Regions from separate parts of the Homo sapiens genome. Here all the other regions are linked to region 4. A link is a loop called in an ENCODE intact Hi-C map of the cell type or tissue named here. Cell type or tissue: heart left ventricle. All regions are shown on one strand. Each heading gives the region's core, and the rest is flanking DNA. Links, peaks and the distances in the headings are about the cores only.

What was found. A loop is a pair of places that touch in the nucleus more often than their neighbours do. Peaks named below come from ENCODE experiments on the same cell type or tissue, not always from the same donor. Only the 100,000 strongest peaks of a DNase experiment are listed, where the experiment ranks them.
Region 1: it touches region 4 in a loop (2.5-fold over the local background); 9 of 110 quality-filtered maps call a loop at or near these places.
Region 2: a loop joins it to region 4, with 1.8 times the contacts of the local background. A loop is called at or near these places in 5 of 110 quality-filtered maps.
Region 3: a loop joins it to region 4, with 2.4 times the contacts of the local background. A loop is called at or near these places in 20 of 110 quality-filtered maps.
Region 5: a loop joins it to region 4, with 2.1 times the contacts of the local background. A loop is called at or near these places in 35 of 110 quality-filtered maps.

Annotation. Positions count from the first base shown.
Region 1 is chr1:59,137,849-59,144,154 of GRCh38, forward strand. All of the region lies in intron 1 of HSD52 (a long non-coding RNA gene), which reads right to left. Among named protein-coding and RNA genes, the nearest start is that of HSD52, 5.8 kb to the right of the region's middle. RefSeq lists enhancers at 1,429-1,930, 1,931-2,430. In heart left ventricle, for the core only: a CTCF peak has its summit at 3,551; a DNase peak (open chromatin) is centred at 3,553; H3K27ac peaks cover 5,000 bases.
Region 2 is chr1:59,073,562-59,079,867 of GRCh38, forward strand. The region is part of intron 2 of LINC01358 (long intergenic non-protein coding RNA 1358); the gene reads left to right. Among named protein-coding and RNA genes, the nearest start is that of LINC01358, 56 kb to the left of the region's middle. RefSeq lists enhancers at 2,982-3,525, 4,070-4,613, 4,614-5,155 and a silencer at 4,256-4,550. In heart left ventricle, for the core only: a CTCF peak has its summit at 3,185 (motif pointing left); no DNase peak of the experiment used is centred there.
Region 3 is chr1:59,286,716-59,293,021 of GRCh38, forward strand. It overlaps FGGY-DT (FGGY divergent transcript), which reads right to left. Exons shown (of 2, transcript XR_001738089.2): 2 at 2,581-6,306. Among named protein-coding and RNA genes, the nearest start is that of FGGY-DT, 6.7 kb to the right of the region's middle. In heart left ventricle, for the core only: a CTCF peak has its summit at 3,646; no DNase peak of the experiment used is centred there; H3K27ac peaks cover 4 bases.
Region 4 is chr1:58,813,502-58,819,807 of GRCh38, forward strand. The region is part of intron 1 of JUN-DT (JUN divergent transcript); the gene reads left to right. LOC101926907 (a long non-coding RNA gene) reads left to right here and starts at 939. Exons shown (of 2, transcript XR_246327.5): 1 at 939-1,011; 2 at 1,767-2,541. RefSeq lists enhancers at 427-1,423, 1,424-2,419 and silencers at 1,861-2,060, 2,873-3,022. In heart left ventricle, for the core only: CTCF peaks have their summits at 2,979 and 3,179; DNase peaks (open chromatin) are centred at 1,180, 1,910 and 2,950; H3K4me3 peaks cover 2,725 bases; H3K27ac peaks cover 3,138 bases.
Region 5 is chr1:58,879,619-58,885,924 of GRCh38, forward strand. All of the region lies in intron 1 of JUN-DT (JUN divergent transcript), which reads left to right. It overlaps LINC02777 (long intergenic non-protein coding RNA 2777), which reads right to left. Exons shown (of 5, transcript NR_183656.1): 5 at 3,260-4,116. Among named protein-coding and RNA genes, the nearest start is that of LINC02777, 21 kb to the right of the region's middle. RefSeq lists enhancers at 3,377-4,576, 3,479-3,773 and a silencer at 5,806-6,001. In heart left ventricle, for the core only: no CTCF peak of the experiment used is centred there; DNase peaks (open chromatin) are centred at 2,024 and 3,873; H3K27ac peaks cover 1,783 bases.

The DNA.
Region 1 (6,306 bases), core at 776-5,775, 320 kb after region 4:
AAACGCAGACTCCTGGGCCCACATCCCTCTAGGTTAGACCCAGGTGAGACTCAGTGCCCTATGTCTCCCTTAAATGGGTCAGTCCCCTGGAGGAGGTGGCAGAGGCCATAGAAGGGAGAGAATCCTGGTGGTTGCAAAGTTGGTACATTATTTCACCCTCTACCAGCAGGCTCCTTCACCATCCCCACCTCCTCCTTGGCTCTCCCCACCCCCTCCTTGGCTCCCCCAACCCCCACGCATCCTGTCACATCCCAGATCAGAACCATTCTGGAAGCAGTATTTGCTAGTTTGACATTTCAAAATAGCATCATGGAAGCTAAAGATAGCTAGGTTACAAGGGAGGTTAAACATCTTGCCAAATGACACTGAGCAAATTAGGTCTTCTCCATGTTGATCCAGAGAGTACACTGATGTTTTTCCTCTATTTGGAGGAGTAGAAGCATTGGACGAAGAGGAGAAAAGAGATTGAACCAAGAGCCAAAGCGCAGAACCTGTCTCAATTCAGCGGACAGTAAAGGAGTGCATGTATTTCAAAGTCTCAGTTACCAGACTCTGCTTTCTCTAGTTGTCTGAGACAGAAAGCCTGACATAGTAAAACCCTGCTCTCCGGACTATCTATACAGCCCCCGTGTTCTCTTGTGCATCTGGCTTCTGCTCAGACAAACATAGCCAGGAGTTATTTGAGTTGAGGAAGCAGTTTGTGCATCTGAGACAGTTAAGAAAAAAAGTCACTACCCTTTTACTTCCTTTTCTTTTCTTCCTGTCTCACCACATTTCAACTAAATTTTCCAAAGCCACAAACATATGACTGTGGATGTGCAGAGTTGGAGGCCAGAGCCTGGGGTCTATGGAGAGACATGGTGTTCCCCAGAGATCAAGCATTTACGAAGACGTCAGCTTGTATAAATAATAACACGTACCATTTAGGAACTGTTCACCATTTGCCAAGGACTCAGCTAAGCCTTTCACATACTTTACTGCATTTACTATCACAATAATCCTACGAGTTAGGTAGCATTATCCTCCCATTATAGAGGAGGGATTGAGGGTCAGGGAGGTTAAGCAACTTGCTTTGGGTGCCATAGCTAGTAGACTACAGAATTGAGATTCAGCTCAGCATGTCTGACTCCAAAGCCTGCTTTCTTCCCAACCATGTTAGATCATCTTCCTTTAAAAACGTAGACAAGGGGCTGGGCGTGGTGGCTCACACCTGTAATCCCAGCACTTTGAGAGGACAAAGCAGGTGGATCACTTGAGGTCCGGAATTCAAGATCAGCCTGGCCAACATGGTGAAACCCCATCTCTACTAAAAATACAAAAACTAGCCAGGTGTGGTGGTGTGCACCTACAGTCTCAGCTACTCGGGAGGCTGAGGCAGGAGAACCACTTGAACCAGGGAGGCGGAGGTTGCAGTGAGCCGAGATCATGCCACTGCACTCCAGCCTGGGCGACAGAGCGAGACTCTGCCTCAAAAAAAAAAAAAAAAAAGAGAGAGAGAAAAGAAAAAGGTAGACAAGGGATATCCCCACTGCATGCTGTGAATTAAATCCATTCCAGGAATCACACTGGCCTCAGAGAGGGGAAGAGACGCCCCTTGAGATAGACAGGCAAACTCAGGTAGAGCGGAAGGCAGGGAAACTCACTCTCAGTGACTCAGCAGCCCAGCCCACTGTCTGGCCTTTTCCCCATATCACTGATATCTACTGAAAGGGTGATCCCTGCTTGTGTCCTGAAGCCCCAGGGGTAAGTGGCAACCTGAGTCACAAGGGACAGATAGAATGTCAGGGTTGAAGTGACTCTCTGCCTCACCCACTCTGAATGTGACTGCCCCTGCCTATGCAGTGGTGGTGGTGCTGTCACAGCCAGAACATGTTGGCAGAGAGGTGGGCAGGGTGCCTGAGGGGGCAGGGTGCTGGTCATCTGGCTAAAAACAGGGGCTGGGGGTAGGGAAGGCCACTCAGTTATGCCTTCCTTTGGTTCCAAGCTCTATAATATGATTCAGGTGCCTCCCATGGCCCCCTGCCTTCCCAGCAAATTCACTAAGAGCAGAGGGAGGAGGCACTAATGGTTTCCACATTTGGGGCCCTCTGCAGTGAGGCCTTCCAAGCTCTGGGGCAAAGAAATCTAACCTCACCAGCGCTCTGAGTAGATCCCTGTTCTGTGGAGTGCAAACGTGTTCATGGAGTACCTCTTAAAGGTGAGGGTCTTAGGCCTTGTGGGCAAGACCCTGAGAATATGACAAACCAGCAAACAGAGAAGCAGCCTGCCCAGAGCTTACAGCCGGTGGCAGAGACAGAAAACTTACCAGAAAATTACAATATGGGGTGAAGAGGACTGTGCGTGCAGTAACAACAGAGGAAGGCACCTCTTCCTCTGTTAGGGGTTTGCCCAGCATGGTGGCTCACACCTGTAGTCTGTAATCCCAGCACTCTGGAAGCCAAGGCAGGCAGATCACTTGAGGTCATGAGTTCAAGACCAGCCTGGCCAACAGGGTGAAACCCTGTCTTTACTGAAAATACAAAAATTAGCTGGGTGTGGTGGTGCGTGCCTTAATCCCAGCTACTTGGGAAGCTGAGGAAGAAGAATTGCTTGAACCTGGGAGGCGGAGGTTGCAGTGAGCCGAGATCATGCCACTGCACTTTAGCCTGGGCAACAGAGGGAGACTCCCTCTCAAAAAAAAGAAACAAAGCGGGGAGGGCTCAAGGGAAGCATCTCTGTGTTAGTGACTGAGCCCTGCAGGCTGAAAAAGAGTTACGGCAGGGAGGGGTTTGGAGATGCAGGCAACAGGGACAACAGCACATGGAAAGAGCCAGGGAAGGTGGGTGGGTGAGGATGAGGTGGCCAGAGCACAGGGTACAAGGGCACAATGTGTGAAGAGGTGAAAGGAGAGCCAAACAGTCGGAAAAATCTTCAGGTCTTGAAATCCATCAAGGACGGCAATGGAAGAATTATAAGCAGGCCCGAGATAGGAGATCCATTTAGAAATACCAATCTGGCTTCTGAGAACAGCTGGGACATAACAAGATACATGCAGGGAGAGCTGTTAGGAGGCTGAAGCAGTGATTTGGGGCAATAATAGTGGTGTTCTGGAGGAGGGTGGCGGCTGTGGAGATGGACAGGAGCATGAGGGTAAAGGGTGTGATGAGGCCAAATCAACAAATTATATGGTCCTTGCTTTGAAGGAGAAAAAAATTTTAGTTGAAAAAAATCTTTTCTCTCTTAATTCATCCCAGTTTTCTGTGACTAGAAGGACACTTAGAGGTCACTTAGTTCAATTTTCCCCTTGCAAGAAGTCCAGGGATTTTGAATTCCTTCATGCACACAAGGAGTGGGTGAATATTAGGCAGCAGGGGGAATACTCTGGGTGGGCAGCTGAATGGGACACAAGCTTTCTCAAAGTTCCAGAAATTTCCGGACATAGAAGTGTGTATTCTGCTGGCCAGGCCCATGGCTCCAGGCAAAGGGGTGGTTTTGAGGTGACACTTCCTCTGCTGGCTATGATGAAGCACTCTCCTGCCCTCCCCAGGCAGAAACCCCAGCAGGGGTCGGGGGGCACAGAGGCTGGCATGAGGCTGAGGGCTCCTTTCTGCCAACAGACCCAGCCACAAGTGCTTGCTGAGTGACTGCCCTGTACCCAGCCTTGTTCCTGGAAACTGCTGTGATAACACTCTCTGGGTGAGAACCAAGATTCGCTGACCTTTTACATAGGCTGAATCTCCAGGAAAAGGTCATTCTTTTTGGAGGTTGTTGAAAATTTAATGACAGCAATTCCTTAGGCTTGTAAAACCCTTTTAATGTTCTCAAAGCACAGACAACAGCATCTTCTCTTACACTGAGTGGTGTTTTACAGTGTAAAGCACTTACACAGTGACATGCTTGATCCACAGGAAGCCCTGGGAGGGATGCAGAGATCATGGGCCCTAGAGCCCAAGTGACTTCAGTTCAAATCTTTTTTATTCTACGCCTCGAGGCTGTGGGGTGTGGGCCTTGCTTTACCTCTTTGAGTGTCTTCCTCCGTAAGATACATATAATATACAGCCATGTGACAGTTAACAACGAGGATTCATTCTGAGAAATGTGTCCTTAAGGTGACTTTGTCGTTGTGGAAGCATCATCGTGTGTACTTACACAAACCTAGATGGTGTAGCCTACTACACACCTAGGCTACAAATCTATACAGCATGTTACGTTGCTGAATATTATAGGGAATTATAATACAATAATATTCATGCATCTATAAATTAATAGAAAACGTATTATAATCTTATAATCATAAAAATATGGTATTATAATCATGTGGGGCCACCATCATATATGCAGTCAGCCACTAACCAAAACAGTATGTGGCACATGACTGTACCTATTTTGAAACGTTACTGTAAGCATTAAATAAAATGATGCTGCCTGGCCCAGTACTCAATAAAGGCTAGCTTCCTCCAACTTGTTTCCCACCCATTCCCATATTCCAAACAAGGACATATCTAGGGTTGCCACACTAGAAGTTTTACCTGGCACATAGTGGGTCTGAAATAAATGTTAGTTTCCATTTTCCTCCCTTTAAAGCCCTAAACTAAAGCTATTTCTTCCCTGGGTTTTTCCTTACCCGGCCCCTGGTATTTCCTGGAAAACCCCTTTGACAATATCACAGAGCCGTGGAGCCTCTCCTTTGAGAAACGCCCATATATATATAAAGAGGCACCACACACACCCTCTCACCCACACAATTTTGCTTATGATTTTAAGAAGTTCAGATTCCCTGAAGCTTAATTTAGAAGCCTGTGATAGCACCCATATGACACAAAATATCTTCTGCCACAAAGTACAGTTCTTCAGTTATCTGATTTCCGTTTGTAGATTAAAAATTACAAGGAGTTGGAGACCAGCTTTTCTTCTTGTCCAAGTCTGTGTTCTATATGGTGACTGGAGGGTGATAAATACACGGTGAATGTTAATTTAATGCCTGGGTGGACAAATGGATGGATGAATGGAAAGGTGGGTGGGGAGGTGGATGGGTGAGTAGGTAGTTGAAGGGATGGTAGTAGATAGGTGGGTAATTTGGGTGGCGGAATGGATGGGTGGATGGATAACGTAGGTGGATAAGATGGTGAAGGGGTTGCCAAGCTCAGAGAAAGGCCCAGGCAAGCAGTGAGAAGATAAATTAGTGGTCACGGGGGATCTTAACACTCCTGGCAGAAGACGTCTGATATAATCAGTAGAAAGTATGGGATCTGGAGGGTTCAAAGCAGAGAATGAGTGGAGAAAACAATGTCTTAGCAGGTTGGGTCTGAAGCAGGGCTCTTAGCTGGGTGGAACAGGAAGAATCTGAGTCAGAAAGCCAAATAGGAAACAGGGCAGGAGATAGGGGAACTCCTAGCCAAGAAAGCAGTGCTGATGCTGAATGGAAAGCAGAAGCTGCAAGACCTGTTTCTAAGGAAAAGTGGAGAGTGGACAGGATCCAGGGGGTAAGGGAGAGGACTGAATAGAGACACAGGAATTCATGGCATGTGGGATTCTCTGAGTCATAAGTTCAACGATCATTTGTTGAGTTCTTCCTGTGTGTCAGGGGTTGTTTTAGGCACCGAGGATAAGTCCTTGGTGTCAAATAAGAAAGACAGAAACATTAATAAAAGTTGAGATTTACGGAGCATCCGCTATGCATCAGACACTATTCTAAGGGTTTAATGTGTCTCTTCCAAGCAACAATTGTATGAAGGAGGTATCATTATCATCATTGCTTAACAGTTAAGGACACTGAGGCACAGAGATAGTAAGTCACTTCCCCAACACAACTAGTTAAGTATCAGAGCCAGGATTTGAACCCAGTTTCTAGGGCCTATGTGCTTCTTTGCTGTGCTATTCTGCTGCCGTTAAATGAATAATTAAACAATAGTTGTACTGCAGGGTGATGAGAGATATGATGGCAGTCTTTACTGGTTACTGTGGGACACAGAGCGGAGGTGGTAATTGACTTTGGTTGAATGGGTCTAAATGGGTTTTAGGGAGAAGACTCTTTGAAGCTGGATTTTGGAAAATGAGTTTCTTAGGCATCCCGTAAATAAGGAGTGAGGTTTAAAGATGAGGAAATGAGGAGAAGGGCATTCCAAGCAGAGCAACCAGCCTGTGCAAAGTGCACAAGCACCGAGGCATGAAACAGCAGGGACCTAGGCAGGAAACCATTAGTAGTTCTATCAGGCTGTTTTGCAAGGCTAAGAGCTGCCAGGAGGAAAGACATGCTGCCTACTGGGAATAATGCTTAGGAATGTTCCCCTCAGCCTTTATAGAAATATATGGTGTTCAACAGGCTTT
Region 2 (6,306 bases), core at 914-5,913, 260 kb after region 4:
ATCCAAAAGAGAGTAAATCATTTTACCAAAAAGACACATGTATGTTTATCACAGCACTATTCACAATAGCAAAGATATAGAATCAACCCAGGTACCTACCAATGGTGAATTGGATAAAGAAAATATGGTACATGTATACCATGGAATACCACACAGTCACCAGAAAAAAGAATGAAATAATGTCCTTTGCAGCAATATGGATGTAGCTGGAGGCCATTATCCTAAGTGAATTAACACTGGAACAGAAAACCAAATATCGCATGTTCTCACTTATAAGTGGGAGCTAAATATTGGGTCCTCATAAAGAAGGCAACAATGAGGCTGGGCACGGTGGCTCACGCCTGTAATCCCAGCACTTTGGGAGGCCGAGGCAGGGGGATCACGAGGTCAGGAGATCGAGACCATCCTGGCTAACACGGTGAAACCCCGTATCCACTAAAAATACAAAAAATTAGCCGGGCGTGGTGGCGGGCACCTGTAGTCCCAGCTGGGAGGCTGAGACGGGAGAATGGCGTGAACCTGGGAGGCGGAGCTTGCAATGAGCCGAGATCGCGCCACTGCACTCGAGCTTGGGCGACAGAGCGAGACTCTGTCTAAAAAAAAAAAAAGAAGAAAAAAGAAGGCAACAATGGACACTGAGGACTACTAAAGAGGGGAGGCATGGAGCGGGGCAAGGACTCAATGTCTATTGAATCCTATGCTCACACCTGGGTGACGGGATCATATGTATCCCAAACCTCAGCATTATGCAATATACTCATTAAATATACCTGCTCAAGTACCCCCTGCATCTAAAATAAAAGTTGAAATATTTTTTTTAAAACAGAGAACAGATTGTGTAAGTCATTGTAGTTGAGGAAGAAAATATATTTATTTCAATTAAGAGATCTAGCCTTAAATTTTGCCTTTGCCAGTTGGCAGCCTTGTGACTTTGGACAAGTTAAATAACCCCCCTGAGCCTCAGCTTTCTCATTTGTAAAATTTAATTAGAAATACCCTCAATTATCTACTTTCACGGGGTTCTTACAAGCGTTAAGTTTTATAATGTACCTTAAATTTTAATAAATTGTAAAATTTACACCTCAAGAAAACCCACAAAAAGCCATAGGATGTACATCACAAAGAGTGAGCCTCAGTGTAAACTATGGACTTGACTTAGTAATAATGTAATATTGGTTCATCCATTGTAACAAACGTAGTACACTAATGCAAGATGTTTGTAATAGGGAAAACTAGGTGAAGGTAGAGAAGAGTATACAGGAACTTTGTACTTTCTGTTCAATTCCGCTGTACACCTAAACCAGTCTAGAAAAAAATCAAGTCTACTAGTGATTCTTTTTTTCAAGGAATACTTGACTATTCCTTACCCCAAATAGCCTAGCCCAATGCCTTTCAAACTTTAACGTACATGTTAGTCACCTGTACTGCAGGTGACTTTGTAGGTCTAGAGTGGTGCCTGAGATTCTTTCTGCCTTTCTAACAAGGAACGCCGCTGATCCATAACAACACTTGGAGCAGCAAGTCTCAAGACTGAAGCAGTAATTGTCTAAGTAAAGCGACTGGAAATGATGGGTACTCCACAAAGTGGGACACTTGCTAATAGGATTCCCTTCCCTACCATTGTTCAGTAACCTTAGGATCAAAAGAGGCCCTAACACTGGGCTCTGCGATTAGCTAAATGAATACCCCAAACGTCAGGGACTTTGCACTTAAAAGACAACTGGATCCATTTAGGAATAATTCCCAGATAAGACTCAAGTCACAGACAGTTGTGGTGGCTCATGCCTATAATCTCAGCACTTTGGGAGGCCGAGGTGGGTGGATCACAAGATCAGGAGTTCAAGACCAGCCTGACCAACATGGTGAAACCCCTGTCTCTATTAAACATACAAAAATTAGCCAGGCATGGTGGTGCTCACCTGTAATTCCAGCTACTCCAAAGGCTGAGGCAGGAGAATCGCTTGAGCCCAGGAGGCGGAGGTTGCAGAGAGCTGAGATCCTGCCCCTGCACTCCAGCCTGAGCGACACAGCAAGACCCCGTCTCAAAAACAAAACAAAACAAAACAAAAAACAAAAGATACAGGTCACCCAGTTAAATTTGAATTTCAGATAAGCAACAATAATATTTTAGTATATGTCCCACATAAGCATGTTCCCCCAGGAACCAATTCACTTAACCAAGAGAATGCCTCTCTTTGGTCACTTTCTTGTCCTCCCCTTCTTCAGGAGCAAGTGACCAGTAATGTCCGTGTGAATGGAAATACTGAGCAAGTATAGGAAATGCTGCTATTCATTTCTATCAAATTACTATTAACATGGTGTACCTGACTTCATAGTTTACAAAACACTTTTACATCTTTTAGTCTAGTGTTTGTCAAACTTTGACATGTATGCAGATCACCTGGGGGATCATGTTAAAAATGCAGATTTGGGCTCAGCAGTTCTGAGGGTTCACATCTCTAACAAGCTCCAGGGAGTCTGATATTGCTGTTCTGTGGCTCATATTTTGAACAGCAAAGGTTTAGATATTCCCAGATGATAGATAGTCTGTATCACCCCCATTTTATAGTTAAAGAAACTAAGGCTTAGATTACATAGACATTCTCAGGTATACGCAGAGATGGAGGAGGAAGGGGCGTGGAGCGAAAGCAAAACTCACCAAGATGTATGTCAGGCTCTACCATATATCTGCCTCTGCAGAGGAGAGAAACCCTGGGTCTGCATCCCTTTTCAGTCCTTTGCAGGCTGCGTGATCTTGGAATAATTATTTGGCCTCTCTGAATCTCTGTTATCTCAAAAGTAAAGAGGTAGGGTACACCTCTCAGAGGCTTCCATGAGAGGCTAATGAGATCTGTGAAATGTTTATATTCTGTAACAGGATACAAGCAGTAATAATTGTTTTATTATTATTATTAAATCCTGAATACAGCCCTTTAGAAGGTTGTTCTAAGTAGTTTACATGTATTCACTACTCCTCACAACACCCTTGAAAACTAGGTACTATTGCTATCATCTGCCTTTTACAGTAAACTGAGTCATATAGAGGTTACATGAACTGGCCAAGGTTACAGAACTAGTAGGAGCAAGATATGGACTCTGGCAGTCTGCTTTAAAGCCTATGCTCTTAATCTCTAGCTATGTTACTTCTCTCTGGGAATTATCCCCATCTCTCCCCCTGCTGGTTTTATAGATAAGGAAAATGTGGTTCAGAGAATATGATTTTTCATATTCTCTGTCATATATATTCTCTGTCAGTCATATAGCAAGACTGTAAATGTGATGAGAGCTCAGGCCACAGACAAGTACCTACTGAGTGCCATGCAGTGCTGAGGGGGAGGTACCTACTGTGTGCCATGCAGCACTGAGGGGGAGGTATCTACTGTGTGCCATGCAGCACTGAGGGGAAGAGGAAGCCTGGATCTACAGAATGAGCGAGGAGAGATGGGCTGGGCAAGGGGAGAGGGGCCACGACTCAATTTGGCAACTTTAGTATAACCTTCTTTGTCAGGTAACCCTACTGATGCTTTGGGAAAGGTAACCAGTGACTTCCGAATAACTATGAAGCTCTGAACCTGCTTTCAGGAGGTGAGGGTGGCAGGACATCAGACTCTAGGAAGGAGTGACTGAACTGAACAGATGAGCTGCTCAGCCTGGTCAGCTGGTGTTTGCAGGGTGATCTAGGAAAGAGTTCCTGACTCCAACCATGCTAAGAGCAGTGGACTCAGACTCAAACTTGTGTTTGAGTCTTAACTCTCCCTTTTATTACTAAATGACCCTGGGCCTGTGACTTGACCTCTCTGTGCCTTGGTTTCCTCATCTGTAAAATAGGGATAACAATTGCACCTATTCCAGAGTTGTTGGAGGATACATGCGATCACTCATTTTTATTATTGTGAAATAAGAGATCTCAGGAAAGCATTTACCACGGTGCCTCAAGTAAGCTCTCAATCAACAAAGACTGTGGGTCAGAAGGATAAAGGAAATACATTTCTGTAGTAATGGAGCGGTGGGAGGAAAAGACCAACTGGCTGAAGCCATTAAAACTCACCGTCAGTAAAAGTGATTTGCCTACTCAAATCTTAGAGTTGGGAAACTGCCATTTCCCTAACAAGACGATGCAAATCAGTTTATTTGCCTGTGGGGACTGCATTTCTTTCTTCTTCTCCTTCCCCAAAGACATCTGTTGTAGGAGAAGAAATCTCAAGTATGCTGAGTAACTGCTTTGTGTCAGGTCCTGTATGGAGATCTTTCTTTTATACCCATCTAACACCTTTTCCAGGATGTAAATTCTACTAACTCCATTTTATAGAGGAGGAACCAAGTCTCAAGAGAGGTTGAGAGCTACATCCAACATCCTAAGCTCTGGAGTGATACATCCTGGATTCAGATCCACTTCTGTTGAGCCAACATCAAGACTGGTGGGCTCCTTCCAAGGAGTCAAAGCTCTCCCTGGGCCCAGCCGGTACTCACCAAGGCTTCTGCGATGATACCTCTAGGTGCCAGACAGTCTTGAAAGCACTTCATCTATGGGCACTCAGTCATTTTCCCACAGGCTAGGTGGTTACGTTTTATTAGCCCCACTTCACCCCTGAGAGGAGGCAATTGAGTTAATTATTTGAGCTGAGAGCCCCTTGGTGGTATCAGCTGAGATAACTATCTCAGCTCCTGGCTGCCAGCCCTAACCAGAGCTTTTGTTCGTTATCTTCCCTCAGAGAAACTCAGCACTCAATTGCTCATTAACATGATTTGGATAATTTTCTCAACAGCCCTCCAGTGGAGCAGCTAAAGGAGAAACTGTAAAAGCCTGTGCCATTCAGATTGCCCCCACCCCCAACCTTGCTCTTTCTTTCTTAAGTAGTGGAGAAAGACAGATCTGCATTTGAATTCTGGCTAGGACATTCACTTGCTGGGTGATCCTTATTATTTCCTCTCCCTAGGCTCCCCATTCCTCATTTGTAAAATGAGAATATAAATACCACTTGCTTCATGAGTTGTTTCAAGGACTAAACCAGAAGGAAGTTAGCAAGAGGGAGGGAGGTTGGTTGGTTTATGGAGTGCCTAATGGGGAACAGAAAATGCATGGACAATATTATTTGATCATCACAATGATCCTATGAAATTAAGAAAAGGAAACTGAGTGACAGAGCGATTTACTCAAAATTTTACAGCTAGCAATTATATGTAAGGGCAATGATTCAAACGCAGTCTGGGTGACAAAAAAGCCTAACCTATCACTCTCATTTGCTCTTCTTCAATGTTCCTTATTCAATTTTTTGGTTCTTTATTCTCTTTCATTCTTTCTCATTCACTCTTATTTGCTCCCTTTCTTTCATTCTTAGTCTTTCCTATTTCCCTATATAACCAGCTAGAAAAAAGGAAAGATAAAAGATTGGACAAAGATATAGCAGTCCGGGTAGTAGATGAGAGGTCTGAGCCCTGGTCGTTTGTGTAGACTCTGAGACTGAGAGAGAGACAATTAGAGATTGGGTGGGTTAGGAAAGCAAAGAGAGTCTTTCCTGTATGGATTTACATTCCGAGGGTCAAGGCCAAACATAAGGTGAATATTTAACCCCTGCAACAACTCCTGTAAGTAAAAAAGAAAACTCCCATCTTTTTCTTCTATCTCAACTTCATAGGTGAGGCTCAAATCTCACCTAGAGCCTGAGTTCAAAGCTCTGGCTCTGCCACTTTAGCAGTGAGACTTTGGACAAAGCCCTCCACATCCCCTGAGTCTCAGTTTCCTCCTCTGGGCATGGTAGAAACATCCCTGCCCCCAGGATTTAGGTGAGTACTAAACTAGATCAGGCAGGTGCAATGCTCAGCGCCCTGCTTGGCACCCAACAAGTGCTTGGCAGTATTAGTCTTTTCTGCCCTCATTAACCCAATGACTAACTTATAACCCTGCTTTCCTCAAAACTCTTCTCCAACATAAAGGTCTTTTGTAAATGTGAACTTTTCCCTTTCTGCAGACTTCCCATGGTGATCTGGCCCCTTTAACTACAGAGATGTCAAGGAATCTTTGTGAATCAGCCATCAAGTGTGGGTTGCTTGACGTGACTGTGGGGTTAACTTACAAGTGACTAATTTTTGGAGGCGAGATTTTGTACCCTTCCCACTGGTAGCACCATGGCTGGGTGTAATTACTTAGCTGATGAGTTTACTGAGGGGCTCCTTAAAGTTTCAGTATTAATATCCATATGAATACTTTCAACAAAACCTTTTGTTCTTGGAGTAGGGGATGTGGGAGGTAGTTACAGGAACTGTCTTGCTTTTCCAAATTTAATTGTCTAAATACAGTGCTGCCTC
Region 3 (6,306 bases), core at 545-5,544, 470 kb after region 4:
TAGAAAAGAGAAAGCCAAATTGTTCCTGTTTGCAGACGACATGATCTTATATACAGAAAAACCTTAACACTTCACTAAAATACTCTTAGAACTGATAAACGAATTCAGTAAAGTGGCAGGATACACAATCAACACACAAAAATCAATAGCATTTCTAAACACCAATAATAAACTGCCTGAAAAAGAAATTGAGAAAGTGACCTCATTTATAACAGCTATGAAGAAATAAAATACTTAGGTATAAATTTAATCAAGGACGTGAAATACTTAGGAATAAATTTAGCCAAGAACATGAAAGACTCACAAAAAAAATTATGAAACGCTGATGAAAAAATTTGAAGACATACAAAAAATAAAAAGATATTCCATGTTCATGGATTAAAAGAATTAATAGTGTTAAAATGGCCATACTACCAAACGTAATTTACAGAATCAGTACAATTCTTATCAAAAGACCAATGACATTCTTCACAGAAATAGAAAAAGCAATCCTAAAATTTGTATGGAAACACAAAAGACTGAATAGCCAAAGTAATACTGAGCAAAAAGAACAAAGCTGAAGGCATCACACTATCTGACTTCAAAATATCCTGCAAAGATAGAGTGACCAACGCAATATTGCATGGTATAAAAACTGACACATAGACCAATGGAACAAAATAGAGAGCCCAGAAATAAATTCATGTATTTACAGCCAACTGATTTTCAACAAAGGCACCAAGAACATTCACTGGGGAAAGAACACCCTCTTCAATAAATGATTTTGAGTAAACTGGATATCCACATGTAGAAGAATGAAACTAGACCCCTATCTTATATCATATACAAAAGTAAACTCAAATGGATTAAAGACTTAAATGTACCAGCAATACATAAGAAGTTGTTACTCCACATTTTTTCCTGTATTTGTTGTTGTCAGTCTCTTTAATTTTAGCCATTCTAGACATTGTGTAGTGATATCTCATTGTGGTTTTTATTTGCATTTCTCTGATAAGTAATGATATTGAAAAGTTTTCCATGGGTTTATTGGTCATTCATGTGTTTTCTTTTGTGAAGTGTTTGTTCAAAACTTTTGCCCATTTTTATAATTGGATGTTTGTCTTTTTATTACTGAATTATAGACATTATTTATATGTTTTGGATTAACATCATTGGCAGATATATGTTTTGTGAATATTTCTTCCCACTCTGGCTTACCTATTTATTTTATTATCAGTGTCTTTGGTAAAGTTTATATTATCGAACTTTTATTTTCTGGTTGTTTCTTTCTGTCTTGTACAATTTGCTTACATCACTAGTCTGTGGGCTCCTATAGTGAATGAGTGTGAATATTTTTTTCTTGTGCCCTTAGCCCCAGCATAGAGCCTGACTTATAGATGGCCCATAAGTGTAGTATTAAGTTTGTTGGGAGTAGGAGAGGAGGAAATATGTTTCCTTTTTTTTGCCTAGTAACTTTTTAGGGAATTATCTCCCCTCACCATTCAGTCCTTCTGGTTAAGATAAGGCTTATCTCATTCCAACCCATCGTTAAGTGTGGGCACTTGATCCAAACTAGGCCAATTGAAGCCTTGCTCCGCACTCTTGTAAGAAATATGAGTGTAGAGGTATCATCACCCTCCTCCTACCAAGATTTAGAAGGACATTGTGACGGTAAAGCAATTGCTTGCCATCTTTGCTTTCACCCAAATAATCCTACTTGAGTATGAAGTCAACACAGAAGTTAAGAGATGGAAAATGGAGAAAAAATGATCCTTGAAGACATAATTGGAATCCCCGGATTCAGCCTTTCCTGAATTTCACTTCCCTTTGAAATGCTCAGTTATATAAATCAAAGCTTTTTGGTTTATGTATTTGTTTAAGCAAATTTGAGTTATATTTTTATTTCTTGCAACCCAAAAAGTCCTGCCTAGTATACTTCCTAATAATGTAATCCTTCCCCTAATTAACATCTAATTCTCCAAATCTCCAGAGGATTTTTTGGAGCTGAAGGAGATGGGGTGGAAAGCAATATTTGTAATTATCTCAGAGTGTGTGATCAATAAAACAGGAGTCCTGGCTTCATACATTATGTAGCACTGTTAAAAATCATAAACTTTTTTTTTTTGTTTTTTTTTTTTTTTTTTTTGAGACGGAGTCTCGCTCTGTCGCCCAGGCCGGACTGCGGACTGCAGTGGCGCAATCTCGGCTCACTGCAAGCTCCGCTTCCCGGGTTCACGCCATTCTCCTGCCTCAGCCTCCCGAGTAGCTGGGACTACAGGCGCCCACCACCGCGCCCGGCTAATTTTTTGTATTTTTAGTAGAGACGGGGTTTCACCTTGTTAGTCAGGATGGTCTCGATCTCCTGACCTCATGATCCACCCGCCTCGGCCTCCCAAAGTGCTGGGATTACAGGCGTGAGCCACCGCGCCCGGCCAAAAATCATAAACTTTTAAATCATGATATAAATTTAAAACAAAACTAATTATAATGTTCAGATCATGGAAAGACCTGCTACTATTATGTCCGAGCATACTCCTCACTGTCATTTTATTTCTATATATTGTCATCAAGTATCTGATTGATTAATGAAAGAAACATGAATCCTTGAAACAAGCAAATTCATTTTCTCTTTTAATAGTAGAACACAAGCCAGATGAAATCTTTTTTTAAAGACTCTGTCATATAAAACTGACAAAAGTAAAGTTGTTCTGGTTAAAGATGCATGTGTGTATATATATATCTGTGTATGTGCATATATTTGTATGTGTGTACATATGTATCTATGCGGTCTGAGTACCTATGTGTATGTGTGTCTACATACAATTGTGTATGTTTATACATGTGTGGTATAAAGTGAATGAGACTGTATATTTACATATATGTGTGTATAAGTGTGTGTCTATATCTCTATGTGACTGTATTTGCGTCTGTGTCTATATCTCTATGTGCTACATTGTGGCTTAATTTGCATTTGTGTGTCTGTGTGTGTTTGTGTGTGTGTGTAGTGTAAGTATGGGTTTGTGCCTGTGTTTGTGTCTGTGTGCTCTGCGTTTGTGTCTACATGTGACTTTGTGCAAACATGTATGTGCCTGTGTTGTATGTGTATGCCTGTAGGTATATTTGTGTGGCTGTATGTGTGCATGTGTTGATGTGTCTGTGGTTGATGGTAGGGAGAAGGGTAAAGCTACACTATCCTATTCTGTACTTGGTGCAAATTATGAAAAGTGCCCTCTCTGGTAGGACAGAGCAGCCTCACAGGCAAAGGGATTGGCCAGCAGACTGGGGACTGGGTTTCAGTCCCCACTGGCCCCCTCATCTGGTATCTTAGAGCAGAGAGCAACTTGGTGAACATGAGGGGTATTTTGGAAGACCTGAAGTCCATTCCGTCTCTCCTTTGTTGTGCAGGCACCTTCCCATAGAACTCAGTCTGAAAACTGATATTCTCTAATTGTCCCAAAATGACACGATTCCAGAGGTGTTCATGGCAGAGTTCCTCTACCTGAAGTCCAGGAACTGCAGAGCCTCCAGGGGGCTCCTTCTTTGACTCAGCCTCAGGCCTTCAGCATGACTTCCCGCAGGTAGACCTTCTCTCACCTCCCTTTTTGGAAAGCTCAAGCCAGAGAGTCCTGCCTTAGTGTCCTACGGCCTTAGGCTCGCTTCTGCCACCTGTGGCCTTGTTGTGGAAAACACGTGTTGAGGTTTAGGGTTGCATATTGCCATGGCTCATTACATGGTTTGCAGTTTTTAAAAAATGACTCATGACTAAGAGGCTGTGGGGTTGTGATTGGGTGGCGTTAGTGGAGAAAGATATGGATGGCGTGGGACTAGTTTAGATGGAGAGTGAGGTCTTGGAGCCGGAAGTGGATGAGCAGTTCAAATGTGGAAGAGAAAACTGGTGCTGCATGTTGGCTCTAGAGGGATCATTAGGATTTAGATTCCTTTGAAGCCTTCATATCCAATATGAGCTGCCCACTTCAGCTTCTCAGCAGAAACTCCCTCTTCAGCAGTCTGACTTGTAGTGTCTTGTGATAGATGACCTTGGGCAAGTTGCTCAACCTTTGTAAGCCTCTGTTTCTTCAGTAATAGCCCCTATTTACTCATGTGGGTGGTTAGGAGGAATAATGACATAGTCTATGTGATGACCTGGGAGCACAGGGCTCAGTGAATATTGTTGCAGCCTTTTCTCCCCTTTCGCTATACCCTCTTCTTCCACCTCTGGATGCCCATAGCACTTCATCTGCCCGTAGTACAGCATCCAGCTCTGGCCTAGCACTTGGCAAGTGCTCAGTAGTCAGTAGATATTTGTTGAGTGAAGAGTTAAAAGAAGTCAGGCAGGCAAACGGAGGGAAAATAGTAAGTAGCAGACAAGTAATAAAGTAAGTTGAAACATTTTCCCACCTTTGGAAATGAACTAATAGCATCCTTTGATATGAAAGTTGAACAAACAATGATTTTGTATCTGTAAAATGTAGCTGTAGGTGATGGTCAGGGTAGGGAGCTCAGTAGGCACTTCTGATTGCTGGTTTCCTGTTTGTGATCATCTGTCAGGTCTACAGTGGACCACTTCAGTTTTCCCTTTGATATGACAGGGTGAATTTGGAAGAGAGAGAGTGTCTGTATGTAATGGCACCTGTTCCTGCCAGAGGGTCAAGTTTCAGAGAGGCTTAAAGGAATCTAAATGGCGAAAGAAAGAAAGGAAGAAAGATAGGAGAAAACAAATCTTATTAGTAATGAGAGATGCAGTAGGCAGGTAAGGGCTGTCATCACCATAATTATATACCAGGTATTAATCACTGCTATTATAGAGCACAATGCTAGTTGCTGAGATTGTGAAGTAGAATTCCAGGTTTTTGCCCTCCAGAGGCTTCCAATCTAGAAAATGGAATTGGTTAGAAGATGAAGGGGTATCAAACATTATCTGTCTGTTGAGTACTGTGACAAATGCTTAAAGGTATTTTGTAAGATATAATCATTCTCCAAGGAGAATCTAAGGTTCAGAGAGATTAAGAAACTTTCTTCAGCTCATCCATCAAACAATCTGTAGAACTGGGAGAAGGCCCAAGTCTGTCTGGCTCTAATGGCATTGTACTGTCTGTAGGCCTCTGAGTAAGAGCATCAGGGCAAGCATGTGAAAAAGAGAATTAACTTGACAAGCTATCCTAGGTTCAAGGCCATGTAAGTAATATTTGATGATTGTTGCAGGAATCCTACAAGAAAAGAGATTTATTGAGATAGAAGGAGGAACTTTACAGAGGAGGTACATCCTCAACTAGATACTGATGGCAGAATATGAATCCAATAAGAATGAAGGGAGAGGCATTTTAGGTGGAAGTAGGCATGGTATGTGCAAAGGTGGGAAGTGGGAAAATTTTCACCTTCCGGGTTTCTGTTATGCAGCACGGAGTACCAGAGAGAGCACAACCTGCTCCAAACTTACTAATAGTGCTTCCCTAGCCCAGTCACCCAATTTCCATAAACCTCGGTTTCCCTATCTGTACAATAGTTGTGATAATAGGCACTTCATAGAGTTGTTGAGACCAGAAACAATGTGTGTAATGTTATCTGCCTCTTCAAAATCCCCACTCTAAATTAAACTTCAATCAAAATCAGCTTCCCTCTCTTACAGTTTTCTGTTTTCCTTTCTACTTGCACTTGAATCAACTACATATTTGTGTGTTTATTTCTTTAATGTGTTTCCTGACTGTAAGTTCCATGAGGACAAGGAAAATATCTGTTCATCTCAAACACTATCTCTTTAATGCCTAGAACAGTACTCAATAAATCTTTGTTGAATGAATGAATACATAAATGTAGGAATGAATAAATGAATAATAAGATCTATTTCTGTGCTATGATTCTAAGAATCTTAGGGAAAATATCTCTTTTCTCTGGTAATGGGCAGGTTGCTAATGCAGGAAAAGCTTTCATAGAATGCAGTTAGAGCATTACAGGGCCTCCACAGCTTACCAGAGAAGCTCCGTGTCTCCTCTCTGTCTACTATATGGAACCATCTCTGAGCAGGAAGGAAATTACACAAACTTTCAGCTCAGCTGGTTCCAGAGTTTCACAACCCAGCTCTGTCTTGCTTACATCTGACGTGCTACTTCACTGGTGTGACCTCCAGTGTGCTTAGTGGATAATGACACTGCATAATCCCCATGCTGCCCCACAATGACCCTGAGTGATGTCTAGACTTTCCAGTAATCAAGTCTTATAATTCAATGCAATGCAATAACCTTTTATGTATTGTTGGGGAGAATAGGGAATATATAGATGCACTGATAATTACTAGGCATTTGATATATGGCCTGTGATAGAGATAAGGGC
Region 4 (6,306 bases), core at 588-5,587:
CACCCACAGGCACAGAATAAGTGGCTGTAGCTGGAGCGCTGGCATTTTAACCACAACACTGTGACACCATGACTTGTTCTCCTTTGAAAACCACCTCCTGCTCCCTGAGCTCTTAGCTTGATGCAGTACTCCAGAAATGAGTGTAGAAAGATGGAAGAAGGAAGGAAAGGGGCAGTGTTTGAAGTCTGAGAGTCTTTCCAGATGCCTCCCTACTCCTCACCCCACCAACTCAGGGTCTTCTTCCAGATGCACTCTGGGAAATGGCTCATGGCATCCTCTTAAAATGACCTGTTACCTGACTCCTCATTAGATGGGGACACGTGGGGGAAGGGACTGTTTGGTTTGCGTTGGTATCCCCAGGGTCTAGTACAATGGCTGGCACTCAGTAAATGTTTGTGAATAAATTCCTCCTGTCATTGTCTGAATTTTCTGCCCATGCTGTCCTCTTGGCCAAGAGATCTAAAAGCAAACGAGCTGGGGCTTCTGGAAAGTCTTCCAAGGTCAGTGGATGCATGTGTGATGGAGGCCCAGCAAGAGGTCAGTGTGTTGCCCTGGGGCAAGCCTGCAGGATGGACCCAGAGGGCTGGGGTGGCCGGCTTCATCCAGCTCATTTTTCCCAAGGGATCTGGCGCTCACAGGCTGCACATAGAGCCCACGTGTTGTGTTGCGTGAGGACCCCTAAGGATTTGTTGAGTGGTCCTAGGTGCTCAAGTCACTGTACCTGCAGGGTGGCTTGAGCTGGGCCCACCTGACTGATTGGCTGGTCAATAGGTGGCCTGAGAACCAAAACTAGCCTCCAGCACATTGAGCAACCGGCTTCCTTCCTGCCCCGGGTCAGGAGCTGGGCCAGGGAAAGTGAAGAAACCTGTTTGGGGCCTCGGCAGGGTGGGCGTGGGTGGGGCCCTGCCGGGAAAAGAGGCGCCTAGACCAGTTAGTTTCCTTTGCTCCAGGACCGGATGCGGAGCCGGGACTCAGGTGGAGGCAGGAGAAATACGCACCCTGGGTGCACCTGTAAGTCCTCCAGGACTACATTGGTTTTGGCTATGACATGACCAGGGGCTCTGGGTCGGTGGTCACCGGGCGTGGGGCTTCTGGCTGCTAAATCAGGAGAGTGAGCGGGCCGGGCGGCGGCGAATGAGTTGACGGGTGGAGCTGGAAGAGGCTTTGGCGATCCAGCGGGCAAGCGAAGGACACCGCGGGAAGGGGTGGTACCCGGAAACGCAGCTGGGCAGTCGCGCCGCTCCCCTGTCCTCGCCAGCGCGCTTTCTCTTCCTGGCCCCTGCGCCTCCTCCGGGCCCCGCGGTGGCGTGAAAGGCGCTCAGGACAGACTTGTATTTGAATCCAAGCTGTTCCACCCACACGCTTTTGTTCTTGGGCGAGTGACTTCTATCTGACCCAGAGTTTTCCCAGACGAAAGTGGGAAGACGGTGCCTACCCCAAAGCGTCGTGGGAATGAAAGTCAATGAAGTGACATAGGAAAGGTGCCTAGCACATGGCAGGTGCTGAGCAAAGCGGGGTTCCCTTTCCCTTTGTTTAGCCCCAAGATCTCACTCCTAGCCCTGAAGTCGCGCCCCAAAGGCAGCCCCAGGACGGCGGGGTCTGGGAGGCAGGAGGCCTGGCCTGGCAATAACTCATTTGAATCATTTGATCCTCAAATGGGATGGGGGCGAGTGGGCGGATTCTGAGGCTGCCTTTGGAATGCGTTTCTGTGATCCTAGGAGGGAATTTCAATGCATTCTTCCATTCACGTATTTATTTATTCACAGATTCCTATCAGGCGAAGGCCGCCTTTCCTGGCCTCCCCCACAGGCCCGCCAGCGATTCGTCCTTACAAGGCTAGCCTCCACGGGCTGCCCTCTGTGTAAATAAAGCCACAGACTTCCGCCCACAGGTCGCCGCAGGTCCCGCCCGCAGCGCCGGGCCGCGGGGGAGGCGGGAACTGGTGCTACGGCCGCTACGCAGGCCTCGGGAGGCTCGGAGCCCGCCACGCCCCAGCCCTCTCGCAGGGCCGGGGAGCCACGGGGCCAAAAGGAGGAGCAGGTGGAAGAAATCCAGGCTCAGACCGTCGGAGTCCCCACCCATGAGCACCCTTCTCCACTGATCACTCAGAACATGGTAGGCCCTAGAGAGACAGCAGCCCGAATCTTCCCAGAAACCCTGCAGGAGATTCCTTCTTCCCATTTTATAGAAGGGAGGCTGAGGCTCGGCACGTTGAAATGGCTTGACCAAGGTCCCACAGGCAAAAAAATGGTACAGCAAGATATTGTAACCCAATATCTGGCTGCAAAACCCAGTCTCTCCCCAACCCACCTATCGTCACCGAGATTGTAAAACTTCTAACCGGGAAGAATCAAATACATGCACAACGGGTTACAGGTTAACAGACAGATGGGAGCGGAAAGGGACATTCCAGCGCTTCCCTGGGCGTGTCGCACAGGGCAACTCCAACCACAGGCGAATTTTCCTGGGTGACAGTTAAACTCCTTTTTGCATGAAAAAATACAGATTCTTATTAAAACAATAATCGATTAGACTATAAAACTCTCAAAGTTATTTCGGATCAAAATTATTTTCGGCTGTTTCCACACCTTTTTTTCTCGATTGTGCAGAAATTCTTCACACCGTCTGCACAGATGGGCAAACTGAGACCCGGACGAGTCCCATTGAGAGAGAGAGGCAGAGCCGGGGTTGGGAGAAGACTGAGATTTCTGGGATCCGGCTTGGGGTGTTTCCGCTGGGTGGGGGCGCCGGTTTGCGAAGAGCTTTCCTCGGACAGCTACTGCTGATTTTTGTCGCTCAGCCAGCCAAGTGGGGGCGATTCTGAGTAATCGCAGGCAATCAGCGCGGCTGGGGTTAAAAGCGAAAGGGACTCGCGGGCGAACGGCCGGGGAGGGCGGCGGGCACAGAGCCCAGACGCCGGCAAAGGCGGGGCGCCGCCGGGGTTCCCTCGGTGCGAGCGCGCGCGGCACTTCCTGCTTTTGCTCCTCCCTGCGGTCCTGCCGGCCGTTGTAAACTGGCGCTGCGGGCCACACCCGTGTTCCAGGCCCGCTAACCCACCGGCGGCCCCAGAGCCCCAGGCGGCCCCAGAGACCCAGCCTCAATCCTCAGTCCTCGTACAGTCCTCAGGTCCAAGTTCTGGCCATAGGAACGCCAGCCAGATCTGCAGCTCAGCTAGCTGAATTTCAGGTTCCAGAGACCTGGCCCTTTTCTTCCATGTAGGGGACAGTCAGGTTCTCTGGCCTGGGTTTTCTAAAAGTACCCAGAGTTGAACTACCTTCCACTCAGCAATCCCATTACTGGGTCTGTACCGAAAGAAAAATAAGTGGTTCTTCCAGAAAGACACATGAATCCCTATGTTCATCGAAGTGCTATTCACAATAGCAAAAACTTGGAATCAACCCAGGTGCTTGTCAATGGTGGATTGGATAAAGAAAATATGGCTCATACACACCACGGAACACTATGCAGTCATAAAAAGAATGAAATCGTGTCCTTTGCAGCAACATGGATGCAGGTGGAGGCCATTATCCTAAGTGAACTAATCAGGAAAAGAAAATCAAATACCACATATCCTCACTTATAAGCAGGAGCTAAACAATGGGTACACATGGACATAAAGGTGGACATGATAGACACTGAGGACTACTAGAGTTAGTGGGAGAGGGAGCAGAGCAAGGGCTGGAAAATTACCTCTTGGGTGCTATGCTCACTATCTGAGTGACAAGCTCAATTATACTAAAAACCTCAGCATTAGGCAATATACCTTTGTAACAAACCTGCACATGTACCCCCAATTATAAAATAAAAGTTGGGACGGGTGCAGTGGCTCACTCTTTTAATTCCAGCACTTTGGGAGACAGAAGGGGGAGGATGGCTTGAGGCCAGGAGTTTGAGACCCACCTGGGCAACAAAGTGAGACCTCATCTCTACAAAAAATTTAAAAATTAGCTAGGCATGGTGGCGTGCACCTGTGGTCCCAGCTACATAGGAGGCTGAGACAGAAGGATTGCTTGAGCCTAGGAAGTCGAGGCTGCAGTGAGCCATGTTCCTGCTACTGCACTCCAGCCTAGGCACTGGGCTGGACACCGTTTCAAAATAAAGTAAAATAAAAGTTGAAAAAAATATATAAAACAAACAAAACAACCCACACTTGACATTTGCTGACTATATGGCCTTGGGAAAATTACTTAACCTCAGTCTCAGTTTCTGCATCTGTAAAATGTGAGTTACTGACACTTACCTCATATAATTGTTGTGAGAAGTAAATATGTGCCTATCTGTAAAGGCCTAGAACATTTGAAAAAAAACTAATTAAATGCTATGTTTTGTTATTAGTGTTAGTTAGGCCTAGGTAGGAATCTTGTTTAGGCCACTTAAGAACTGGATGACCAGGCAGGTGTACTTTCTTCAGTTTCCCCACCTGGAAAAAGGAGTTTATTACACTTTATGTCACAGGGTGATGGTGAGGTCCCCATTATCCAGCAATTCCACAAGTGATGATGTTTGCAACTCTTACTGTTTGCCAGCACTGTCTTAAGCATTTGACCCTTATTAACTCATTTAATTCTACAATTACAGTATGAGAGAGGTATTAAGAGCATCCCATTTCACAAATAGGAAATTGAGGAACGAAGAAGTTAAATGACTTACCCAAAGTCACACAGCTACTAAGTAGGACTTGAATCTACAAAGTTTGGCTCCTTATTCCATATTCTTAATTCCTGCAGGATGTATCAGACACAATGCTAGGCAATGGGCATGCAGCCAGGAATGATACCACACACAGCTGCCTCCTCAACAAAGGCAAGGGGTTCCTTTCTGAGCTTATTGGCATTCCTTATATATGATTAAGCATTGCATGCATATGCTATATTTTATATAATAAGGTGGCTTGCACACCGTAGATATTCAAGATTGTTGGTTTCCCTCACTGTAATTTTTGGGGGTCCAGTTCCAAGTGCTTACATGGAATGTGGAGGGAGGTTAGGTTTTAAGTGATAGAGAAGTTGGTGTCTAATAGATGCTCCACATACCTAAGTTCCCTCGTCTGTGTACTTAGTGATCTTCCAGCTAAAGAGAATAAAACAGCACAGGCTTAAGGTTTAGACCTTTTAACAATAATAATAATTACTTCTGCCTTTGCAGAGTAATTCTGTTTCTGTAGAATTATGTCTGCACTGTGGGGTTCCCAGAATTGAGGGTAAATTTACTGTATTTATCACTTAATCATTTCCAAAACAGCTTATGACTATGGCATCTTTAGTCAAAGGCCCAGAATTCTCCTCCTACCCTCTGTCTTTGGAGTCCCCGTGGTAATTTTTGCTGTAAATGGCTAAAGCTATTAAATATAGTGTACATCTTCCTGCCATGGAAATATAAGCTGTCATTACATTCATTGCTTAAATGTTGTGATTATTTCAAACTTGGCTTTTGTATTTGAAGCCTTGAGTTAAATGTGGAAAGTAAGGGAGAAAACGGATAATGGTTAGAAATAAAAACGTGCAGTGGATAGGTTTCCAAAGTAATAAAAAGCCACTTTAAATTTCAAAAGATTTTAAACCTGTGTAGTTCCAGACAGAATACCCTAAATTCCCATCAAACATTGTGTCTCTATTCTGAGGGTCAGAACCGCCTTGAGGCAATTCAATGAACTCAACTGACAACAAAGAATTAAATCATTAATTTCTGCTTGTAAAAGAGATAGCCTGTGGACAACACTCAGCAGATGGTAGGTATTCACAAGGAAACTATTATGATTAGAGACAGGGATATGGAGAGAACAAAGACAGTATACTCAGCTGACATTTATTGAGCACCTACTATGTGACAGTTGCTTTCAAATCCATTATTTCAAATAAACCTCAAAATAAGGCTATGAGGAAAAGATCATATTATAGAAGAGGAAACTGACACTCCAAGACGCTTGTTAACTTGCCGAGAAAGTGAGTGGCAAAGTCTGAGTTGGAAGAAGTTGGGTCTGACTTCAAGTTCAGTATCTGATTCGCTGCACCTCTCTGCTTTTTCCCTGTATGCCCAAATGTCAGTCATTTTAGAGCTGGAGGTGAGGATCAGAGGGGACTTTAAGATCGCCTCACCCAGAGTTTCTCTGCCTCTTTTATAATCCAAGTCACCCTAGATAAACACAAAAACCTTACATCCTCTTTTAATGAGTTTCAAATTCAAAATAAGCAAAATATCATGATTCAAAACAAATCAAAGCAAGGGGACATTTTCAGTATTTTGTTTTGAAACAAAACAAGTCTTTCCAGCACTTTTGTTTCCAGCTCCGTGCCTCCACCAACCTCA
Region 5 (6,306 bases), core at 806-5,805, 66 kb after region 4:
CACACCAATCTTCAACCACCACCACTAAGATGAGTCAGTAGCCATCAACATCAAGGCAAGATTCTCCACCAGCAAGATTACAACACACTGAAGGCTCAAATGATGGTTACCATTTTTTTTTGTTTTAGCAATAAAGTAGTTTTTAATTAAGGTATATACAGTGTTTTTAAAGACATAATGCTATTGAACACTTAAAAGACTATAGTATAGTATAAACATAACTTTTATATGCACTGAGAAGATAAAAATTTGTGTGACTTACTGTCTTGTGATATTCGCTTTATGGCTGTGGTCTGCAACTGAACCCACGATATGTCCGAGGTATGCCTGTATGTCAGAAATGAGATGGTTATAATATAAAGATTCCTGGAGCCAGAAAAGCCCAAGGCTAAATTCTTTTTGGAATGTTTGATCTTCAAAAATTTTCATGAATCCATATTTTAAATAAGCAAATTTTATTTTTGAGAAAGACATACATGCAAATAACTAAAAATACCTATTTAAACTCAAACTGTTAGATGATTAAAAAAATAAGTCTCCCTCAACCCTCCAGTCTCTATTCCTCTAAGGCCCTCCTTTGTCACCTCCCCGAAGCAGTTTCTTCTGTGTCCCTAAAGCAGTCTCAGCATAAACAAGCATATATATGTTTTAATATGTTTCTATTTTCCCTAATGAGAGCACATGATGCCAACAGGCACTCCATTTTTTGTGTTTTTCACTTAATGTTATATTTTTGAGATGATTCCATGTAGGTCTACCCCACTTTTTTTCTCATAGATTTTGTCAAGTTATTTAGCCTCTCTGTGCCTCTGTTTCTTCTGTAAAATGAGACTAACAACACTTAAAAGCTATGTATGTATGTTTATGGTAACTAGCATGGACTAGCACATGGCGGTGCTTCATAACTCTCACTCTCTCGCTCTTGCTTTCTGCCTCACAGCCCAGTCTATGTCAGACACTACATACAGAGCTACTCACTTGTCTTCAGGAAGATCACAGTAGAACTGAGTGGATGAGTCCCCTAGGAAAATACAACACCCAACAACATGAGTACCTCAAAGAGGTGCAAAGAACATTGGAAGTACGAACCAAAGTCATGGAGCAACTTGGAGTCAGGCACACTGGCCTTTGAATCTCAAGAGGAATGTAGGTGTGGACAAGTTAGCTCTCCTCTCTGAGTCTCAGTTACCACATCTATAAAATGGGGTAATAAATACTCATTTAGCTATAAGGCTGCTGGAAATATCAACTGAAATGAAGCATATAAAGTACTGATCATAACAATTTGCACAACAGAAATTATCAATAAACATAGCTGGCATTATCCCAGTGTTTGGGCTGAGGAGATCTGGGAGGGCTTCCTGAATAAGGCGGATTTTAAGCTCAGATCCGAAGAATGGATAAGACATGGGAAGGACATTCCAGATGAAAGTGAGTTAGTATATTAGCAAGGGCAAGGAGAAGGGAAAGTAAAGGGCAACTCTGTAGAATGGCAACACACAGACTGATCTAAAATGAAGGATTCAAGGGTGTACAGAGGAAAAAAACAGGAAAAGTAGGCTGAGGCTTCAGCAAGAGGACCTTGAGTGCTGAGCCAGGGGTTTAGATTTTATTTTCCAGGTAGTAGGGAGCCAGTCAAGAATTTCTGAACATAAGTACATGATATTCATAATGTGTGGTTATGGCAAATCACTTAACTTCTTTGAAAAGAAGGTTGATAGAGTGGAGGCTAGGAGTCCAGGCAGAACAAAAGATGATTGGAGTCAATGCTGAGGACGTGACATTGGGGATGGAGAAGGGGCACCTCTGAGTCAGAGCCCACCAGTCACAGTGACGGGATAGGTGTTGCTCTTTAGACGCTCTTGTGGGAGATGGGTGTGGATCTGGTGTGACATCCTTGTCCCCGCCCCATCTTCACCCCATGAAGGATTTCCCAGGTGGTGTGCTCAGCTGGACTGAGGGATCCCTGGGCACACCCACCTGGCAGGGCAGCCCTGCTCCCTCCTCAGGTCTGAAGTTCACCTCAGCCCATGACTCAGTGTGAAGGCTGATGGCTGGGTTCAGTGACCCCCAGGGAAAGCTGAGTCATGTCCAGGAAAGCAATGTCATCCCACCCGAACCAGAGTGGCCTGTGTTGTGAAATCTAGCAGAAAGGTCATCACCACAGGTTCCAAGATGCCTGGCTTAGCCACTGATTGCCAGGCCACTCACTGAACTCTGTATTCAGTTTTTCCTCCATCTATAGGATGGTGTATCTCTCTGGGGTCTTGGGGGATAAAATTAGATAATAAGTCATTTTATCTGTTTACTCAACAGATGTTGACTGGGCACCAGTTCTATGCCAGTGTGCTGGGGACAGAGGAATGAATAAGACATAGGCTTAGAAGACATCCCCTTCAAGGGGATGAAGTTCTAATGGGGAAACAGATAAGTAAATAGAAGCACTAGCACAGAACTAAACTTTCCGACATGTAGTTGCACACTCACTAACTCACTTAAGTCATCTCACATGGGGTAGTAACCAATTTCATTCATTTGACACACAAGGAAACTGAGGGCCAAACTGGCAAAGCGATTTGCCCTTCCTGGTGTTCCATAACCCTTCAGACATAATTTCATCACAGCCCTTAGCGCTCTTTCTCTGGGATAGAAGTTCAAATGTTTATTTCCCCCATTAAAGTTTAAATTCCCTGCAGGCAGGTCTAGCTTCTTTTAATCTGTTGACCACCAGCATCTAGCCCAAGCTTGGCACACGGTTATGGAAGGTGTGGTGGGGGGAATGGAGCTAGAAGTTGTGGAGCATCAACCACATGCTGGGCTTCGCTGGGCACTTCACATTTGCTGTTGGTTAATCTACTACAAAAACTTGGTATGGTGGGTATTATTATCTCTGTTTTATAGGAAATATGCCAGAGGCTGAGATGAGTGATGGGATTTGCCCAAGGTCACACTGAGCGTAATCTGAGAAGCTCCCAACTCAGAAATGGCCCAGAAGCTGGTGTGTGTGCTGCGGGTGGGGGATGAAGTGGGTGGGAGCTCAGCCGTCCAAATGCAGAGCCAGAACGAGTCTCCTGTAAAGTGTTCAGCTGGTCCACTGGAGCATCTTTACCCACAGAGCCTGATCCTGTGCTCAGGCTTTTATTAGCATCTGTGTTCTTTCCGCCACAGCGCCCAGCTGCCCCGGCAGCCTCTTGGTGAACACTTGCTGAATAAATGCTTCACCAGGAGAACAAAGACGTGAAGAAACAATCACAATATGTGCCAAGGCACGAGGCTAAGCCATTTATTTATCCTTTTTCTTTTCATTCTCTCAACATCACGATGAAGTTAAGTACCATGAAGACCCCAGTTTTACAGGAAAAAAAAATGGAGGTTTAAAAATGTAGAGACTTCCTACAAAGCTGGAAAGTGGCTTTGAAGCCAGGCTTATGTGGCTCCAAAGCCTGAACTGCAAACCACTACTTGAAAATGAATGCGTGTGTGGATGAATTGCAGCTCCCAAACTCTTCTGAAGCCTCAGTCAAGGCCACAGTGGCATTTGCTCCCTGGGCAGGGTGTTTTCCAGGGACTTATGGATCAGGTCTGACTCTTTCCAAAAGGCCCTCTGACTGCCAGCCCTCCCAGAGGGGTCAGAGAGCATTTCCCAGCTTCCCACTGGGCCTGCCTATCTTTGGGAGCTTTGAAGTCCTACATTTAGAGGACATGGATCAGCCCCAAACCTAAGAGCTCCCCCAAGGTAACTGCCAAGGGAATCCCTCAGGAATCCCGCTTAATGCAACCAAGAGAGGCCTTTAGAAATCAGGCCAAGTAGAGGAAAGAACAATGGACAGGAAATTGGGACATGAGAGAGTCGTGAGTCAGCAGCGTGGTGAGAGCTGCCAAGATTGCTGATGTGAACTCTGGTTGTATCACGAGGAGCATAATGTGTTGAATAACTAAGGTGATATTGCACTTCCTCTGTGGTAGAGCTGGAGCTGGAATGTGGGGTGAAGGTCTGGTTCCACATTTTCACGTAGTCATAGTCAAACCGGAACTTATCCAATAGAGCAGAACCGGAACACTGAAGGGAACGGTACTATCATCTTTGCCAAGGCGGAAGGACTTGTATTTCTTTTCCTGAAGAAGAAAAGAAGCAAACATGTTGGGAGGATAGGCTTTGGGTATTTCAGAGATTTCCCTATGAACAAGGCAGTAGACTTCTTCTGTCTGATCCTAAGGGGAACCTAGGACTCAAGTGAGGAAATAATAGGAAGCAAGATTCAGACGCGAACTGAATCAACAATGCCTTTGTTCTAGTCAAAAAGATAGCCAAAGAAGGAAATATTTTTGAAGAAAGAAGAAAAAAAGCAAAACACTCAATGAACCTCCTCTCTCCCCTCTATGTGACCCTAAGCAAGTAACGTAATCTTCCTGAGGCTCAGTTCCTTATCTGAAAGTGGCAGGTGGTGTTACATGAGACTAACAATGTGCAGACTGAACGCAGTGTGGAGAGACGGCTGTGCACATGGCCCTGCGACTCTGGCTGCTGCAATTTAAACCTTAGCTTAGGGTGACCTTGGAAATTTGTTTTTACTTTGCAGTGCCTCAGCTTCCTCATCTGTAAAATGGGGATAATATATGTAAAGCAATCAAAAGGGTACCTGTCACACAGTGGGCACTCAACTTTCTTGTTAGCCAGCATCATCATCATTGCCACTCTTTATATATGAAAGGGACTGTCACAGTATCTAAAATATAATAGGTGTTCAGAGAATGTTTTCCTTTTCCCATTCTCCTTTAGGGGACTCTTCCAGGGTGTCTCTGGGATACCAAGTTCTTCTCATCTCCAGATGTCTGGAAAATGTCTCTAAATAAAACATCTTTTTGCTTATATTCTAAGGCAGCTATCTGCCTCTATCTAAATACTCTTTTAGTGAAGAAAGGGGCAGAGCAAGGAGAGTCAATCTACTTGTAGAAGTTTCTCATTCTGAACAGTGTACTTTACAGATTCCAAAGTGTTTCTCCCTCCATTACCTCTTTACCCCTTACTAGAGCAAGCCCAGATGTGAGAACTGAGGCTCCGAGAGGTTCAGTGACTTACCTGGAGCCATTAACATCTGAGTGAGTGAGCCAGGAATTGAACCCAAGGCTTTCAGACTCTGGACACCTACCTTTACAGGAGGCATTGGCCAGCCTCTTCCCCTCACACACACATCCTCTCACCCTGGGGTTCTGCTTAGGAAGCATAAGAAAGGCAGTGAGCCAGGCTCCAACCTTGAAGCCAAATCCTTGCAGTAATAGAGAGGACTAAGGGCTAGAGAGAGGAGCCAGGAACCGTGGATCTCTGCCGTGAATCCGAGCCCTTAGAGCTGGAGACCTCACTTGGACCAGTCTTCTGTTTTCAGTAGCTGTAGTGAGTGAGATCAAGAACTAATGTCAAGAGCCCAGAGCCCCTACCAGCATTGCATGATAGGATTTTCTGTGATAATGCTGTATCTGTGTTGTACAATACAGTAGCCACTAGCCACATGTGCTATTGAGCACTTGGAATATGCTCAGTCATAGGACTGAGCCATCAACATCCCTGTTTTATAGCTGAGGAAACTGACGCTCAGTCAGGGAGGTTGTTGAGGTTGCAGTTAGCCAGCCATGTCACTGAGACTTGAAGCTATCCTGTCTGGCCCCCAAGCCATGCCCTTCACCACCACAGAAGCCTCTTGTTCCACTCCCCAAGGAGGGTCTTTGCACCCTTCTGAACCAGACAGGTGATTGGGTCATGTCTGCCTGTGCGAAGGGGTCTCCCTTCCTGCTTGGCTCCACCTGGCTCCAACTCTAGAAAGCACCTGTGTTGTTTTACTGATAACAGTGTTTGCCCTTCCAAAGCCAGAGCCATAAAAGGCAGCTTTCAAAGTCACTGCCGCAGAAATGTCAACATGAGGGGGAGGCCAGTCATGGTTTCTGAGGCCCAATGTCACCTCCAGGCTGCTGCAAAGGCTGCTACAAAGACCTTCGGGTCCTGGAATCTGGACTTGCTTCTACCACAAACTTGCTGCGTTTCCTTGAACATATTTCTTACTTCCTCTGGGCCTTGTTTTTATCATCGGTGTAAGGAGAGGGTTGAATTTAAAGATCTTAAAGGGCTCTTCTATCTCTAAAATGTTTAGTGTCCTCTGCACGGGATCCTGGGGTCAACATCTAAATCTCCTATTTAATGACTGTGAAATACCTTATGTAGCAGCCTTCAAAACAAAATCACCCCCAAACCTTAACCTGGAGTTTTTTTAAAACCTCCAACAATGTCACCATTGAAGCAGTAAAGGTATTCAT